Linked DNA regions of Homo sapiens: region 2 is linked to region 1. The links are chromatin loops, found by intact Hi-C in ENCODE. Cell type or tissue: A673. All regions are shown on one strand. Each heading gives the region's core, and the rest is flanking DNA. Links, peaks and the distances in the headings are about the cores only.

Region 1 (9,250 bases), core at 628-5,627:
TGTATAATGTGTATAAATTGCTTTGTGAGTGCCTACTACACTGCTAGACAGTAGTTGCTCAATAATTGTTAGCTGAATCAGAATCCATGTTTATCCCAGAGTAGCAATTAGTCTTGCATCGAGTATCGTGAAAGAAGGCCACGCTTAAATAAGAATAATGCCTGGGGTTTAGGTTTTATGAAAAAATGAAAGGAAATTAGTTCTGCTTTTGTTGACTAAAGGAAGGGAAGAGAGAAGAGACTATAATTGTCTGCCTCAGATTTAAGGAGGAGGCTAATTCATGCATTAAACACGTTACTTCAAATTTGAATGACCAAAGGTCTGTAGCCTCAGCACTTCAAAATTGGTAAAAGTAAGACACTCTGGCCTTGTTTCCATAGAGACCACCCCTTACAAAGGCACCAATGGGAAACTGGCCTCAGGACTCCTGTTATTGGTCTTCTCTGTGGCAGAGAAAGGAGCTCTTGGACCCATAAATCTCTGAGCCACAGTTCTTTTTGCCATGGGCTCAAAAATGATTGAATTCATCATGAGCCACCTGTGGCATATTGCCACCACTAAACATGTGGGGCCTTTAAGCTCACTAAGAGCCAATGTCTTCAGAGCCAGCCCTGGCTTGATTCTACCTAGGGCATTTGCAGTTGCCATATAAGAATCATTAGTGCTTTCAAAATTACTGTAGATACTTTGCCTAAATAGACTAAAACATGCTGCCGTCATATTGGAAGTGACAGATTAAAATAGAACTCTTGCCAAGTGAAGGAAAGTGTGCTAATATAATGCAGTCATTTTAACTTGCTGTTTAAGTGTGATTGTTTTTAGTTCTTTTGAATATTATTTGTTTTATACTGACAGGAACGAAGTACTGTCCAATTTTCTCTGCCAAGGAAAAAAGAAAAGGTGTTCTTCCTTACTTACCTGAACCAAAACAGACCAGTTTACAAAATTGCCTAATTATAATTGCTAAACAAGTTCCGAATGCTTACAGTCTAATCCAAGAATGTCAGAGCTGCAAGGGCCCTTAAACACCATCCAATCCACTCCACTCATTTAGCAGATGAAGAGATTGAGGGCAACATAAGGCCAGGCCCAAGATAACACAATGACAGCCAGGACTAGAGCTCAAGTCTCCCACCCTGCACTTTGAAAGAATAATGCTTTCAACTGGAGTACATTAACTCTACTGTCTATATTTTTAGGGCAGCTGGGGCATTCTGCATTGGTGGCAATCCTCTCAACAACCCTGGGACTGAAAACTGCCTGGAATTCTTACTAACAATTCTCTAATTGACCAAAAGGTGACGAAATCAAGGAGACCAATAAGGTAGCTTGGAAAGCAGAGTGGCAGTCAGATAACAAACTGGAGCTTCAACCCCTGGCTCATAGCAGGTTCTCAGTAAATACATGTAGGATAAACGTGTGGTGCTGGTGTCTGGCGTTTAGCCCAGCTGTGGGCACTGGGCCTTCCAGATGTGACATTTGACTACTATAGCACATTCAACAGTGTCATCTGGCACACAGTCATTCCAGCAACAATTCAACTTTATTCACTGCAACTGTGCTGGGGAAGACGTGCGGCACACGGAGACAGCAGGTTACTCCAGAAGCTGTTTGAGGGTTGAAGGCAGGCTTCAAAGGCCCACCGAAGCTGAGATTCTAACAATGCATTGCACCTGCGGATGATTGGGAAACAGACTACAGATGCTGAAAGGCCTCTCTGAGTAAAGCAATCAGGAATCAGAGCTCTTTTTGAATCTGAGGCTTATGCCATCTAAAAAATCTCAGGGTTAAAGCCATAAAAATCAGCATGTTGTGTAAACTGTGGAAACTATTGAAAGAATCACAGCAGGCAAAGGACTGTGGGACCCCTGCTCTTTTCAATCAATCCAGGCCCACAAATCACTCTAGTCATTTTTTCCTACGGTAGTTTCGAGGCAAATCTTTTTCATCCAGTCTTTGGGGCTATGGACTGCCTTGAGATTTCTGAGTCAATCTCAACTTCTAATATAGGTATCAAAAGTGAAGAAGAGCAGGCAGATCTTTTCTTGCATATGTAGACAAAGAGGCAAAGACTTCTGTCTGGAAGAAGGCAGAGACATTTTCTCCATGCCTTCACAGAACTATTTCAAACTCCTGGCCAGGTCATTCCACTCTAATAGGAGAGCTATCCTTCTATTCTCTTGGTTAAGAGAAAGCTGGAAATAGAAACAGGGATATTCCAGGCCAGACACAATGGCTCACGCCTGTAATCCCAACACTTTGGGAGGCCGAGGCAGGCAGATCACTTGAGGTCAGGAGTTCAAGATTAGTCTGGCCAACATGGTGAAACCCATCTTTACTAAAAATACAAAAATTAGCCGGGTGTGGTGGCGCACGCTTATAATCCCAGCTACTCGGGAGGCTGAGGCACGAGAATTGCTTGAACCCAGGAGGCAGAGGTTGCAGTGAGCCAAGATCATGCCATTGCACTCACATCTGGGTGACAGAGCAAGAAAGGAAGAAAGAAAGGAAGAGAGAGAGAGAGAGGAGGGAGGAAGGAAGGAAGGAAGGAAGGAAGGAAGGAAGGAAGGAAGAAAGGAAGGAAGGAAGGAAAGATACTAATGATTCCAAAGGCTTTCATTCAAACAGTTGCTGCATTGTAATGTTAAGTATGAGATACTAATTCATAAAAATTTACCACCATAGTAAATCTCCCTGATACCATCACTCTTAAACCTTTAGAAATGCTACAGCATCTAGCTTCTCTAGATCAATAATCACAGAGGCTTAAGTGCTGACCTCATAAAGATAAAGAGTTCCCATGATTTACACATTACGTGCTTTCATAAATATCTATATATAAAAGCCTATTTTCCTCTTGGACTATATTACAAAAGTAAGTATGCATTTTCATAAGATTCAAACCCAGCTCTAAATGTAAGAAGCCAAATTAAGAATGTAGCAATGTATGAATGAAAAGGAAGGAAAAAAGCCATTACTAACCACAACTCTGTGCAAAACTCCCTGTCATCTAAGGTAGGAATAAGATATTTATCTTGAACACATAAGGGAATATGTCATAGAAAGGGAGACAGGGAGGTTGAGGCAGGTGACTGGCTTGAGCTCAGAAGTTCAAGAGCAGCCTGGGCAACGTGGCAAAACCCTGTCTCTACAAAAAATACAAAAATTAGCCAGGCATGGTGGCTCATGCCTGTAGTCCCAGCTACTCAGGAGGCTGAGGTGGGAGGATCGCTTGAATCTGGGAGGTTGAGGCAGCAGAGAGCCATGGTTGCACCACTGCACTCTAGCCTGGGTGGCAAAGTGAGACCTTGTCTCAGAAAAAGAAAAAGAGGAAGGGAGGGAGGGAGGAAGGGAGGGAGGGAGGTAAGGGAGGGAGGAAGGGAGGAAGGGAAAGGAAGGGAGACAAAAATACAAAAAAAAAAAAAAAAGGCCTCCTGCATTCACTTTCTTCCTAGGCTATAAGGAGGTGTTTTCATTAATTTCTAGGAAATGTAAAAAAGATTAGCCTAGGAAACTATGGTTATAACCCTGGCCTTTTTATCTCCTGTTTTGTGTTTGTCTTCTCCATAAGCTGTATCTACCCCTCTTGTCTGTGCTTTCTGTCCTCATTTAGGTAGCTATTTTGTTTTTGTACCTTATTTTTATAGATTCAGCTCTTAGCTTTCATTTCAATCTCTTTCTCCCTATAGCTATTACCCAATCAAATAACCTTGTGATAAAGTTTAATATCTGAACAAAACTGTTGTTCTTGGCCACAGGGATTTCGTTTCTCTCAATATGCCTCCCATATTTTAGTTGTCTATGTTCTCTTCCATACACTCTGTTTCTAGTCCTAGATGAACATGCTTAAGATTAGAATCTCCACTTCCTTAGTTTAGAAAATCTAGATTTAAGTAACAGATATGCTAAAAGGACAGGTGCACATTACCTAATAGTGGGATTGTTATAATTCAGAAGTCTTAGTACACTCTAATAAAGAATTTTACTGTACACTTTCTATGTACCTAGCGTTGTATCTATTTCCTAAGGTGCAATGAATGGTATGCTGGAACTGGCATATACAAACTAACTCTCAAAAACCAATGTTAAAAGAAAAACTTTAGACAAAATAAATTCAACTGGAGGTCATTATATTAAGTGAAATAAATGAGGCACAGAAAGATAAACATCACATGTTCTAACTTATGTGTGAGATCTAAAGATCAAAATAACTTAACTCATGGACATAGAGCCTAGAAGGATAGTTACCAGAGGCTGGAAAGCGTAGTGGGGGGTTGGAGGGTAAGTGAGGATGGCTGATGAATACAAAAAAATAGAAAGAATAAGACCTAGTGTTTGATAGCACAACAGGGTGACTATAGTCAATAATAATTTAATTGTACATTTGTAATAACTAAAAGAGTATCATTGGATTGTTTGTAATGCAATGCATAAATGCTTAAGGTGATGGAGACCCCATCTTCCATGATGTGATTATTACACATTGCATGCTTGTACCAAAATATCTCATATATTCCATAAATATATACACCTACTATTTACCCACAAAAATTAAAAATAAAAAAGGAAAACAAAGAAAAAGATTCAACAGAGTTTATCTGAGCAAAGAATGATTCATGAATGGTGTAGCAGTCAGAATCAGGGGAGGTTCAGAGAGCTCTGCTGCAGCAGCCTGAGCAGTGAGTTTTTATGGGCTGACAGAGAAGGAAGACAAAATATATTTAACTGGTTAGAGTGGAAATACCCTAGTTAGAGGTGAGTTGCTGATTTCTGATTGATAAAGTCTCCAGTCTCCTTTTACTGTTTACACTGGGCTTCAGTTTGCTTATGTAGGAACTTAAAGGGCTTGAGCGGTCCAAGTCGGGTATCCAGTGGCTTCCCCTACCCTTTTTTTTTTTTTTGAAATGGAGTCTCACTCTGTTGCCCGGACTTGAGTCCAGTGGCCCGATCTCGGCTCACTGCAACCTCCACCGCCCAGGTTCAAGCGATTCTCCTGCCTCAGCCTCCTGAGTAGCTGGGATTACAGGCACCTGCCATCACTTCCAGCTAATTTTTGTATTTTTAGCAGACACAGGGTTTTACCATGTTGGCCAGGCTGGTCTCAAACTCCTGACCTCAGGTGATCTGCCTGCCTCGGCCTCCCAAAGTGCTGGGATTACAGGTATGAGCCACTGCACCAGCCACTTTTTTAACACCAATTTTGCACATCACTTCCTAACTTCCAGTTCTGTGTCCTCATGTTGGTAGCTTGAAATCTGCCATGGTAGGAATCTTTACACCATAGAAATCAACAAATGGTACAAATAGGGTTTTGGTGTGTCTTTTAAAGAGAATCAGTTGCTTACCATTTGCCAACATACAACTGGACACAATATAATTGTTTGACTAACAACTCGTCATTTTTGCAGTACAGCTACTCAATTATTGCTATGACTGAGCACTAAATTCACATTGTAAATTAAAATATAAAGGTTGTTTAAGGGAGCAAAATGTTCATGAAATAGAAATATTGAGAAAACCAGGCCTTTAAAGATGTTCACAGATGGTAACAGATACTTTGTGTTGTAAAATAAAATGTAACATTTCTTAAGTGCAAATATTTCTCCTACAACACATTCACACATTGTAATCCACCAAGGTTTATTTTATGGTATTTTTCTGCTGTGCCAGTATGTCAGTTCATAGTAATTTGTAATATGCTTATAAAAACTGTGGAAAAGAGTTCTTGACTGCTATTTTTGGTAAGCATGTAAGAACACTAAAACTAAAAAAAAAAAAAAAAAAAAAAAAAATTTCCACAGGGATGTATGGAAGGTAAGTGTGATGCGGTTTCACTACATTTCAGTCAGGGGGCACGACATTTTATTCCACTTTTCCAGTACTGAACTAAAGTGAGCAGAATGTTATACAGTGTAAAATGATTTTGACATTTAAAAATGTATTCAGAATAATATCTTGAACTCCCAAGTACCAGCATCCATCCATTTCTCATCTTTTATTTCTCTCTCTCTCTCTCTCTTCAGAGGTAGCTATCTTTCTTAGTTTGGTGTTCATCATTATCCAGCATGTTCATATACTTTAACCCTAAACTATCCACTAAAATATATATTTCGTTTTACATATTTTAAAACGTTATACAAATGCTATCATATTGTTTCTATCCTGCATTTTTTTTCCTGTGGGATTCATTTATGATGATATGGGTAGCTCTAGGTCATTTATTTTAGTTTCTATATCAATTTTATGGCATGATATTCAATAAACTAGTTATGTAACCTTCTGTTTGTGGTAATTCATGTTGTCTCTAAATTTTTTACTCTTCTAAACATTGCTGCTATAAACATTCTGGCACATGTGTGAGCCTTCGTGTGGGGTACATCCTTAGGAGTAAAAATGCTAAGCCATAGAGCATTCACTTCAACTGTACTTGGTATTAGCAGATAGCTCACCAAAGTGTTATCAATGTATGCTCCCAGTAGTAGCATGTACAAGTTCTTGCTTCATGTCCTTCCCAACGGTTGGTATTTTTAGAAATATGGGCAGATTTTTGAGCTAATAATATTCATACATAGAATGCCTACTTTTGCATTGAATCCAGGTAATTTGAAACTATTTGTAAATGTATGACTACAGCCCTAAGTGCTTCTTGGGGTCAGTAAAGAAATTATTTTAGCCTCTAATATGAGATTACAAAATGTCCATTATGATATTTCTCTTTTAAGTCATTTTTATTATGGTTGTAAAGTTATGGCTCACTTAATTACTTAACATGTTATCATTTGGTTTCTTATAACTTCCCATGTAAAAGAGTGCATTCACTATCAAACTGTGCTATAACCTATCAACTAAGACAACTCAGCCCAAGTCCTTCTCATGCTTTAAATTTTTCTGACTCTCTCTTCTCCACTTCTGCTTCATTATAATTTTTTAAATTTACTTTTTTTTTGAGATAGTGTCTCACTCTGTCACCCAGGCTGGAGTGCAGTGGCATGATCATAGTTCACAGCAGCCTCAGTCTCCTGGGTTCAAGCAATCCTCTGCTTCAGCCTCCCGAGTAGCTGAGACTACAGGCATGTGCTACCATGCCTGGCTAATTTTTTTTTTTTTTTTTTTTAAGAGCTGGGGTCTCACTATGTTGCCAGGGCTGGTCTCAAACTCCCGAGCTTAAGCAATCCTCCTGCCTTGACCTCTCAAAGTGCTGGGATTACAGGTGTAAGCCACCAAACCCGGCCATAATTTTTCATTTGTTCTCCAGAAAGGTTGTGTTTGTCGCTTATTTTGGAAATAATTAAGTTAGTGAGTCTGACAAATTTTTAGATGAAATTTATCTTTGAAATGGTTTACATTTTGTTTTGGGTGGGTTTAAGGAAAGTTTCATTTAGCTTAAGGAACTTAATCTTCACAAAGTTCAACTTCATTGGCTGTTCTCAGTACACATTATGAGTCCTATTTGATGGACACATGCTTAAAACACCTCCTCAGAATTTAATGTGCTTATTCATACACGCAAAAAAATGAGGTGATCAATATATAGGGGCAACTAAGCCCTCACCAAATGCAAAGGACAATTTAATACTTAACTACGTCATGAAATTTTTAAAAATGCATTTTGAAGTAAAAAGTAATTTTTTAAAAATCTGGTTGTCACTTTTACTAATTGCCTTTTGAACAGTATAAAGAGTTTAGTTTTTGTCCATAACACCGGTTTCTTCCCATGTTTTCCCATAAAACCCCTTGCAAACTGACCAGTCGAAATCAATGTGAGGAAGTGTACTGAAATGTAATAAAAATGACTTGTTTTGATATTTTATTGCCTGAGACTTGACTCATTAAACACCGTAGAGTCTGCTGCCCTGCAGGAAGAAGGCTCCTGTGTTCTAATACTTACTAAATAATAAGCATTTTCCTCAGTGAAAGTCTGTTGAGTGAAACCAGGTTGATTTCTGACTAGACCCAAAACAAAATCACTGACCTGATTTCTCTTCAAGTCAAGTATTTCTTCTGCTCTCCTACACTTTCCACAATGTATTATGAAATTTTTCTCTTAAGAGAATGTAAACGCTTAGATGTCAGGGTGGCTTTTATAACAACCACGTATTTTTTTAGATTTTTTTTATTATTATACTTTAAGTTCTGGGATACATGGGCAGAACTTGCAGGTTTGTTACATAGGTATACACGTGCCATGGTGGTTTGCTGCACCCATCAACCCGTCACCTACATTAGGTATTTCTCCTGATGCTATCCCGCCCCTAGCTCCCCACCCCCCGAGAGGCCCTGGTGTGTGATGTTCCCCTCCTTGTGTTCATGTGTTCTCATTGTTCAACTCCCACTTATGAGTGAGAACATGTGGTGTTTGGTTTTCTGTTCCTGTGTTAGTTTCATGAGAATGATGGTTTCCAGCTTCATTCATGTACCTGCAAAGGACATAAACTCATCCTTTTTTATGGCTGCATAGTAATACATGGTGTATATGTGCCACATTTTCTTTATCCAGTCTATCATTGACGGGCATTTGGGTTGGTTCCAAGTCTTTGCTATTGTGAATAGTGCTGCAATAAACATATGTGTGCATGTGTCTTTATGGTAGAATGATTAAATTCCTTTAGGTATATACCCAGTAACGGGATTGCTGGGTCAAATGTATTTCTGATTCTAGATCCTTGAGGAATCACCACACTGTCTTCCACAATGGAACAACTATGTATTTTATATTGTGAGACTCATGTGTAATTTTGGAAATATCACCAATAGCATTTTACCCCTCAAACAACACAGGAATAAAACTTGAATACACATTTTATTTTTCAGGGAGTTCTTTGGAGACGAATTTAATTTGATTAACTAATTCACTGATGGTGCTGATATAATTTGGATGTTGTTCCTGCCCAAATCTCATGTTGAAATGTAATTCCCAATGTTGGAGGTGGGGCCTGGTGGGAGGTGATTGGATCATCGGGACGAATTTCTTGTGAATGGTTCAGCACCATCCTTTTGGTAGTGTCCTCATGATAGTGGGTGAGTTCTCACAAGATCTGGTCATTTAAAAGTGTGAGGCCCATCCCCCATCACTCTCCTGCTCCTGCTTTTGCTGTGTGATGTGCAAGCTCCCACTTGGCCCTCTGCCATGATTGCAAGCTTCCAGAGACCTCCGCAGAAGCATATGCCACTATGCTTCCTCTACAGCCTGCAGAACCGTGAGCCAACTAAACCTCATTTCTTATAAATTACCCAGTCTCACATATTTCTT
Region 2 (9,250 bases), core at 1,619-6,618, 190 kb after region 1:
AAAGAGTGTAGTAGGAGCTGATGCTTGTAAGATTTCTACCAAAGTTCTAATGATTCTCCTCTACATCTAATTATGCATTTACAACAAATATAGGATCAGCAGAACATGTAAACACCATGAAGATGCAATCAGCAAACTCTAGACTGGGAGAAATTTTACAACATAAATAATCTGGTTTTGTCCACAAATAAATTGCAAGGTTAACCTAAACATTAAAAGAGACTCAGAAAGTATATAAACCAATTGCAATGTGTGGACCTTCTTTAGATCCTGATTCAAATAAGCATGCTATGAAAAGAAATGAGTCAACTGGAGAAATGTGACCATTGACTATTTGATATTAAGGACTTAAGTGATAGGGTATTATTATTTTTAAAAATCCTTGTCTTTAAGAGATGCATAATGAAATAACTGTTTTTGAGATTTACTTCAAAATAAGCCTGTGATAGAGCAGACGGGGTTATCAGTGGAATAGGAATGTCAAGGAATTGAGAGTTGTTGAAGCTGAGTGGTTAGGACAAGCTGAGTGGTTCAACAACTATTTACATTCATTCATTATATAAATAGCATTCTCTCTACTTTTATGTATGTCTGAAATTTTCCTTAATAAAGACCTTTAAAATGATAAATTTCACAACTGTGTAATTCTAACAATTGCTAAATGTAAATTTTATGAGTCATGCTGGTTAAAAAAAATCCCTTAAATTTGTGTATCTTCATTTCATACAAATAAACCATCCAAACCTCTCTATTGCACTTGCTACCTACTATTTAGCAATGCTTACAATCTGCTATAAATTAATATCTTTATCCTTAGCTGTAGGCTACAATTCTAAAAATCCAATTAAATCATAAGTTAAACAACTGGGGCTAGTGCCAAGTCCCCCATCCACAGAGAAAAGCATCCATTTTCAACTGACACAAAATGAATACAATGGCTTATGAGTCCATTATTTTCTTCAACAGTTTTAGAATGGGGCTAACAAAGGTGGGGTGTGGGGCGGCTAATGCTATGGGTGCAGTTTACATGAGAAAGGGTAATATAACTTCATCAGTTCAATCTACAACAAGTAGGAATCAATATTCTAAACTACAGAAGATCTTTGTGTATGCTTTTTTTCTTTGCAGTTAAAATATCATGTCTTCCCATGAGACACTAGAACACTATGACAATATAGTTTCAAGTTTTAGGAATTAGTGACTCTGAACTAAATGTTTCACATATATTCAAGTACAGAACCCACACCTAGGAAATATGTCATTTTCCTGTTGAGCAGTCTGCTTTCAATAGCTAAAAATTCCAAACAGAACCATATAATCATACCACAAACCAAGTGCACAGTTCTGTGTTCTTCCCATCTGCAGATAAAATGAAAATCACAACACTGAAAGTCTTAGGGGGTTTTAACTATATATTTAACTTACATATACAATCGGGGATCTGAGGTCAGAGTGTCAATGTTGATGTGCTGTTCCAGTAGACTATAGGCCAGGATGGGCAAGGATGTGAAGCAGATATTGTACATTGTAAGGTAAGCAGCATCATACAGTGGCTAAAATGAAAAACAACAGAGGAAAGAAAGAAATTTCATGTAACAATCATCTACAAGATGATACTTATGTATGTGAAAAACTTACTAGCTAAAATAAGAAATTTTTTTACATGCTTTTGGTAGTGGCAAAGGAATCTGTAAATAAGGTCACTGCCTAGTAACTATAAAAAAGAAACTAACATATTGTGATGTGTCACATTAATACACCTCCCCTTTAACAGAATCTTATTCAGAATGTTTACATGCTATAAGCTGCATTTCTAATAGACATGAACAACTTTTCAAGATTGCTTAGTAGCTAAAACTAGCTATTCTGGAGTTACTTCAGCAAAGACCATTAAGTATAAGTGAGGAATCCTCAGAGAAACTAAATACAGGCAGCAGCCAGCCTGTGTCACAAATGTTTTGGTTAATATTTTACATATTTTTGGTTAGTATTTTCAAGTCCAAATTGTGTAAGTCTTTTCTAACATCCTCTTCCTGAGAAGTCCCACAGTTCCTCATGGCATGTGTTCTTCCTTCCTGAACTGAGTAATAAACCTAATTTGATCAACTACAAGTGTGTTCATGGGGGTCTTTGACTGGAGAACTTGGACAATCTTGAGCTCCTATAACAGGACTTGGCATACAAAAACAATCAATAAACACTAGATGAATAAATGAATGAGGATAGATCGGAAGCTATAACATTTATAAAGGCCTGCTCTGATATTATAAATCTTCCTTTATTGAAAAAATTTAAAGTATTCTATGAACCTCATTCTGATGAAAGCATTTACATCAGTATTTATCTACACAGTGCTAAAGATTGTCAAACAAACATTTTCTGTGGCCTGAATAAATAATTCCCCATACTCATATGTATTTTTCACATGTATAAATGTCCCTTAATAAAATGCATTAAACTATGACACAAATTAACAAAATAATGTATTTTCAATCAATGGCTACTAAAGATAATTACAAAAGGCTGGGAATTACTTGAATGGTGCATTAGTTAGTTCACTAGTTGACTTCAGAACATTTACCGAGTGCCTACTAAATGACAAGTACTAGGGACAGAGACGATTCCTCCCCTATCCACCAGGGAGTTCAAATTCTAGATGGAGAGGCAGAATGAGAGGTACACAGGGAGCTGGGGAAACCCAGAGGAGGGGACTACAACTCTGGCTGGCAGGAGAGACAAAGCAAATGATAATGGATGCAACATTCTCCATGAAGTTAAAAGACACTTCCAACGTACTTTCTATAAACAAAGATTTAAGCTCAGCAAAGATATTCCACTGAATTAAGAAGTACAAAAAAAAGTGTTGCATTCCTTTTTATTTTCAAAGGAGAGGACTAGTCCGTGGCACATAACACCACATTTTCTTTGGAAGCTACTCATTTTCACTAATGAGTAAATTTAAAAAATACAACTCAGATTGACTGGTGTGTCATTTAGTCTTGAATTTCATTCAAACAAAAGAAGCATCAATCTACTTTTGTTTCACTATGGTACTTTAAAATCACATGACAGATAATTGTAATTCTTAGGTACATAATTAGAAGAGACAGAATATCCCCAAAACAAACAGATAAAGTTGATAATACTGCTTTTTTATGAAACCTGTTACAATGTTTCCTTTTCATTAAAAAAAAAAAAAAGACATTTAGTATCCTAGTTTTGCTAAAGAAAGGGAAGCTTTTTGTGTAAAGAATCTGAATCCTGGTCCATTTCTACATTCTTCATAGTCCTCCTCGCAAGTTCCAGAGAATGCCTAATGTGCTTCTGGACTGAAAAAGGCTGACTACTCAAAGGTACTCCAAAGATATTTGCAATAAAGGTTGCTACATTCAGCACTAGCACAAAACCAAAATCAAAAATAAAGATTTTGCACATCACATTACCTCCTGAGCTCTCCTGGTACTCTTTTACCTTCCTTTTACCTGGTACACTTTTCCTTTAAGATGTCGACGTTATTCCTTCCCTTACCTCCAGGTCTCTGCCCAAATGTCACCTCATCAGAGAGACCTTTTCAGATGTCTAAAACGGCAGCTCTCTCTCTCCCAGTCACACTCTATCCCTTTATTATGCTTTCTTTTTTCCATCATAGCATGTATCAGTACCCAACATAATATATTTGATTGTTGTCTTTCACCCTATCACTACACACTGCAAGTTTCATGGGGGCAAGGAAGTTTATTTTGATCACTGCAATATTCTCAGCACTTAGCCTGGCACAAAGTAGGCAATCAAGAAATAGTTGCCAAATGAATGAACCTACCAGTTGAGCAACGGAAGGAGCCAAACATCAACTCCTATGGAACCATAAGCAGTTAAGGTAATCTAAGAAGACTGAAGACAATCCACGGTTTAAATCTCAGCTGGCTTTGTAAGGAATGAGTCCTTTTTCCCCTAAAATTTGTGCTTGGTAAACATATTTTAAAAGGATAATACAGCAACAGACTCCTTTCAAAATGAAAACAATATTTCCACCAGAACAAGCCAACTTACCTTTAGCACACTGCTACACATTAGTTAAGAGAATTTCAAATATACTTTTAATACTTGCATCCATCCAAGAAAGTAAGGAATTAGCAACATTTTGCTCAATAGCAATTTGAATGTTCAAGAAAAACAGATTGATCAGAACTTACGAAACTCTCTAATACTATTAATTTTGAATACAAGAAGGTTGATGGCACTTCCAAAAACTGCAAGATGCTTAATTTATAATGAAAGATTATCTGCTTAACTGGCACTACTGGGCTAATGACATGGCACTGATGTAAGAGACAGCATACCAAATAGTAAAAAGGCAAATTCAAGAGAAAGAGACCAGTCATTCCCATTGAGAAGAATGCATTCTCTTAAAAATACTGCCAAAGAGACTTCAACACCCTACTGGCAGTATGAGACAGATCACTGAGGCCAAAAATTAACAAAGATATTCAGGCCCTGAATTCAACATGTGACCAAATGGACCTAACAGACATCTACAGAACTCTCTACCCCCAAAACAACAGAATATACATTCCTCTTATCACCACATGGCACATACTCTAAAATCGACCACACAATTGGACATAACAATCCACAGCAAATTCAAAAAAACAAAAATCATACCAACCATACTCTCAAACCACAGAGTGATAAAAATAGAAATGAATACTAAGAAAATCACTCAAAACCATACAACAACATGGAAATTAAACAACCTGCTCCTGAATGATTTTTGGGTAAATAATGAAATTAAGGCAAAAATCAAGAATTTCTTTAAAACTAATGAAGAACAAAGATACAACATACCAGAATCTCTGGGACACAGCTAAGGAAGTGTTAAGAGGGAAATTTATAGCACTAAACACCCGCATCAAAAAGTTAAAAAGAGGGCCGGGCACAGTGGCTGAAGCCTGTAATCCCAGCAATTTGGGAGGCCAACACAGGCAGATCATCTGAGGTCAGGAGTTCAAGACCGGCCTGACCAACATGCTGAAACCCTATCTCTAATAAAATACAAAAATTAGCCAGGTGTGGTGACAGGCACCTGTAATCTCAGCTACTTGGGAGGCTGAGGCAGGAGAAATCACCTGAACCCAGGAGGTGGAGGTGGCAGTGAGCCGAAATCACGCCACTGCATTACAGCCTGGGTGACAGAGCAAGAGAAAAAGAAAGAAAAGAAAGGGAAAGGGAAAGGGAAGAAAAGAAGAAGAAAAGGAAACCAAAGAAAGAAGTTAGAAAGAGGTCAAATTAACAACCCAACATCACAACTAGAGGAACTACAGAAACAAGAGCAAACCAACCCCAAAGCTAGAAGAAAACAAGAAATAACCCAAATCAGAGCTGAACTGAGGGAAACTGAGATGCAAAAAAACCATACAAAAGACCAAGAAATCCAGGAGATGGTTATTTGAAAAAATGTAATAATATACATAGACCATTAGCTGGACTAATACAGAAAAAAAAGAGAAAATTCAAATAAACACAATCAGAAATGACAAAGCAGATGATACTACAGATACAACAGAAATACAAAAACCCTGAGAGACTACTATGAACATTTCTATGCATACAAACTAGAAAACCTATAAGAAATGGTTAAATTTCTGGACATATACAACCTCCCAAGACTGAACCAGTCAGAAAACCAGAGATTTCCTGAATCCCTGAAAAGACCAATAATGACTTCAAAAACTGAAAGGTAATAAAAAGTATACCAACCAAAAAAAAAGCTCAGGACCAGATGGAGTCACAGCCAAATTCTACCAGATGTATAAGGAAGATCTGTAGCATTCCTACTGAAACTATTCCAAAAAAATTGAGAAGGAGGGACTCCTCCCTAAATCATTCTATCAGGCCAGCATCATTCTGATACGGAAACCTTGGCACAGACACAACAACAACAACAAAAAGAAAACTTCAGGCCAATATCCTTGATGAAGAAGATAGATGCAAAAATACTCAACAAAATACTAGCAAACTGAAACCAGCAGCACATCACAAAGCTAATCCACCATGATCAGGCAGGCTTTATCACTAGAATGCAAGGTTGGTTCAATATCTGCAAATCAATAAATGTGATTTATCACATAAACAGAACTAAAAACAAAAACCACATGATCATCTCAATAGATGCAGAAAAGGTTTTCAATAAAATCCATCATGTTAAAAACTCTCAACAAACGAGGCACTGAAAGAACATTCTTCAAAATAATAAGAGCCATCTAAGAAAAACCCATAGCCAACATCACACTTAACAATCAAAAGCTGGAAGCATTCCCTCAAAAACCAGAAGACTAGGATGCCCTCTCTCACCACTCCTATTTAACATAGTACTGGAAGTCCTAGCCAAAGCAATCAGGCAAGAGAAAGAAATAAAAGGCATCCAAATAGGAAGACAGCAAGTCAAACTATCCCTGTTTGCAGACAATATGATTCTATATCTAGAAAACCTCATAGTCTTGCCCCAAAAGCTCCTTGACCTGATAACTTCAGCGAAGTTTCAGGATACGAAATCAATGTACAAAAATCAGTAGCAATCCTATACACCAACAACATCCAAGCTGAGAGCCAAATCAGTAACATAATCCCATTCACAACAGCCACAAAAATAATGAAATGCCTAGAAATACAGCTAACCAGTGAGGTGAAAGATCTTTACAATGAAAATTGCAAAACACTGCTCAAAGAAATCAGAGATGACACAAACAAATGGAAAAACATTCCATGCTCTTGGATAGGAAGAATCAATATTGTTAAAATGGTCATATTGCCCCAGGCAATTTACAAGTTCAATGCTATTCCTATCAAACTACTAATTACATTCTTCACAGAATTAGAAATAAATATTTTAATATTCATATGGCACCAAAAAAGAGCCCAAATAGCCAAGGCAATCCTAAGCAAAATGAACAAAGCTGGAGGCATTACAATACCTGACTTCAAACTATACTACAGGCTACAGTAACCAAAACCGCATGGTACTGATACAAAAACAGACCAATGGAACAGAATAGAGAGCCCGGAAAAAAGGCCACATATCTATGACCATGTGATCTTCAACATAGCTGACAGAAACAAGCAATGGGGAAAAGAATCCCTATTCAATAAATGGCACTAGGATAACTTGCTAGCCACATGCAGAAGATTGAAACTGGACCCGTTTCTTATGCCATATACAAAAATCAACTCAAGATGGATTAAAGACTTAAATGTAAAACCTAAAACTATAACCACCCTGGAAGATAACCTAGGATATACCAGTCTGGACACAGGAGCTGGCAAAGATTTCATCGCAAAGATGCTGAAAGCAATAGCAACAAAAACAAAAACTGACAAATGTTACCTAATTAAATAAAGAATTTCTGCATACAAGAAGATGACTATCAACAGAGTAAACTGACAACCTACAAAATGGGAGAAAATATTTACAAATGATGAATGTGACAAATATGTAATATCCAGCATCTGTAAGGAACTTACATAAATTTATAAGCAAAAATCAAACCACCCCATTAAAAAGTGGGCAAAGGACACGAACAGACACTTTTCAAAAGACATACACGCAGCCAACAAGCATATGAAAAAACGCTCAACATCACTAATCATTAGAGAAATGCAAATCAAAACAAAAACGAGATACCATCTCACACCAGTCAGAATGGCTATTATTAAAAAGTCAAAAAAGTAACAGATGCTGGCAAGGTTGCAGAGAAAAGGGAACACTTGCAGAATGCTGGTGAGAATGTAAATTAGTTTAGCCATTGTGGAGAGCAGTGTGATGATTCCTCAAAGACCTTAAAACAGAATTACCATTCAACCCAGCAATCCCATTACTGGGTATATACCCAAAGGAATATAAATTATTCTACCATAAAGACACATATACACGTTTACTGCAGCATTCTTCATAATATCAAAGATATGTAATCAACCTAAATTCCCATCAATGGTAGACTGGATAAAGAAAATGTGGTACATATATACCATTAAATACTATGCAACCATAAAAAATAAGATCATGTCATTTGCAGCAACACGGATGGAGCTGGAAGCCATCATCCTAAGCAAACTAACACAAAAACAGAAAACCAAATACAGCATATTCTAACTTATAAGTGGGAGCTAAACAATGAGAACATATGGACACAAAGAAGGGAACAACAGACACTGGAGTCTACTTCAGGGTGGAGAGTGAGAGGAGGGAGAGGATCAAAAAGCTACCTATCAGGTACTATACTTTTTACCTGGGTGACAAAATAAACTGAACACCAAACTCCTGTGGCATGAGTTTACCTACATAAACCTGCACATGCACTCCTGAACCTAAAAGTAAAAAAAAAAAAAAAAAAAAAAAACTGCCAAAGAATTAGGAAAAAATCACTTCCTACCAGGAGGACCCAAGAAGAATACATAAGTGTATTCATAAGTGTACTTTGTATTCACAGAAGCATATATAAAGCTTGCCTTTGAAATTTAGAAACTTAACACCTATGGCAATGTGGTAGCTCAGTTTGGCAAAATCACTGAACTTCTCATAGATTAATTATAAAATTTCTGAGTCACTGAGTACTATAGCTCCTGTATTTCGCTGTATTTCGCTATACCTCCCACTAGAAGCAATGCCAAATCCATTTCAGTTTTTAAAACAAAGATGTCTCGCCATCCTACCACTTATGTATCAAGTTAATATATAGCATATTCCTTATGTAATACATGTTCAGAAAACAATAGAAGGCAAAACATCTATAGCTGCTTTACGTAATCCAAAGCTTTCTCTAGGAATCACAGGTTCTTGGCTAGCTTAAAGATTAATGCTTTTCTATAAAACTAACCTGAAAGCCTGCAAAGTTGGGAGATTCCATTTGATGAAATATTAAACTATAACATTTTAGAATTATGAAACACTTTTTATACATTGATAAAAAGAAAAAATTCAAAATACTCTTTTTAATGTTATCACAACTCCAACAGGATGTACCAAAAGCATTTCAAAATGAAGGTAACAATAAGAAAACTAGAAAAGCAAAGACATAAACATTTGCTGTTGTCAAAACCAAGAGATCATTTTACTTTGTACATACATCTCTAATCTCTAGAAATCTAATATATAAGGGTAATTTATTAACAGCAAATGTAAACTATATTATAACGAATAACTTGAGAAACAAACCTGTTGTGAGAATCCACAGAAGAACTGGTACAAAAACTGTGG

Evidence for each region. Hi-C counts contacts between places; a loop is a spot of excess contacts. Peaks named below come from ENCODE experiments on the same cell type or tissue, not always from the same donor. Only the 100,000 strongest peaks of a DNase experiment are listed, where the experiment ranks them.
Region 2: it touches region 1 in a loop (3-fold over the local background); 3 of 110 quality-filtered maps call a loop at or near these places.

Annotation. Positions count from the first base shown.
Region 1 is chrX:139,564,445-139,573,694 of GRCh38, forward strand. No RefSeq gene overlaps it. Among named protein-coding and RNA genes, the nearest start is that of F9, 38 kb to the left of the region's middle. In A673, for the core only: no CTCF peak of the experiment used is centred there; a DNase peak (open chromatin) is centred at 2,707; H3K27ac peaks cover 3,924 bases.
Region 2 is chrX:139,748,600-139,757,849 of GRCh38, forward strand. It overlaps ATP11C (ATPase phospholipid transporting 11C (ATP11C blood group)), which reads right to left. Exons shown (of 30, transcript NM_001353812.2): 23 at 9,209-9,250; 24 at 1,426-1,553. Among named protein-coding and RNA genes, the nearest start is that of MCF2, 45 kb to the left of the region's middle. In A673, for the core only: no CTCF peak of the experiment used is centred there; no DNase peak of the experiment used is centred there.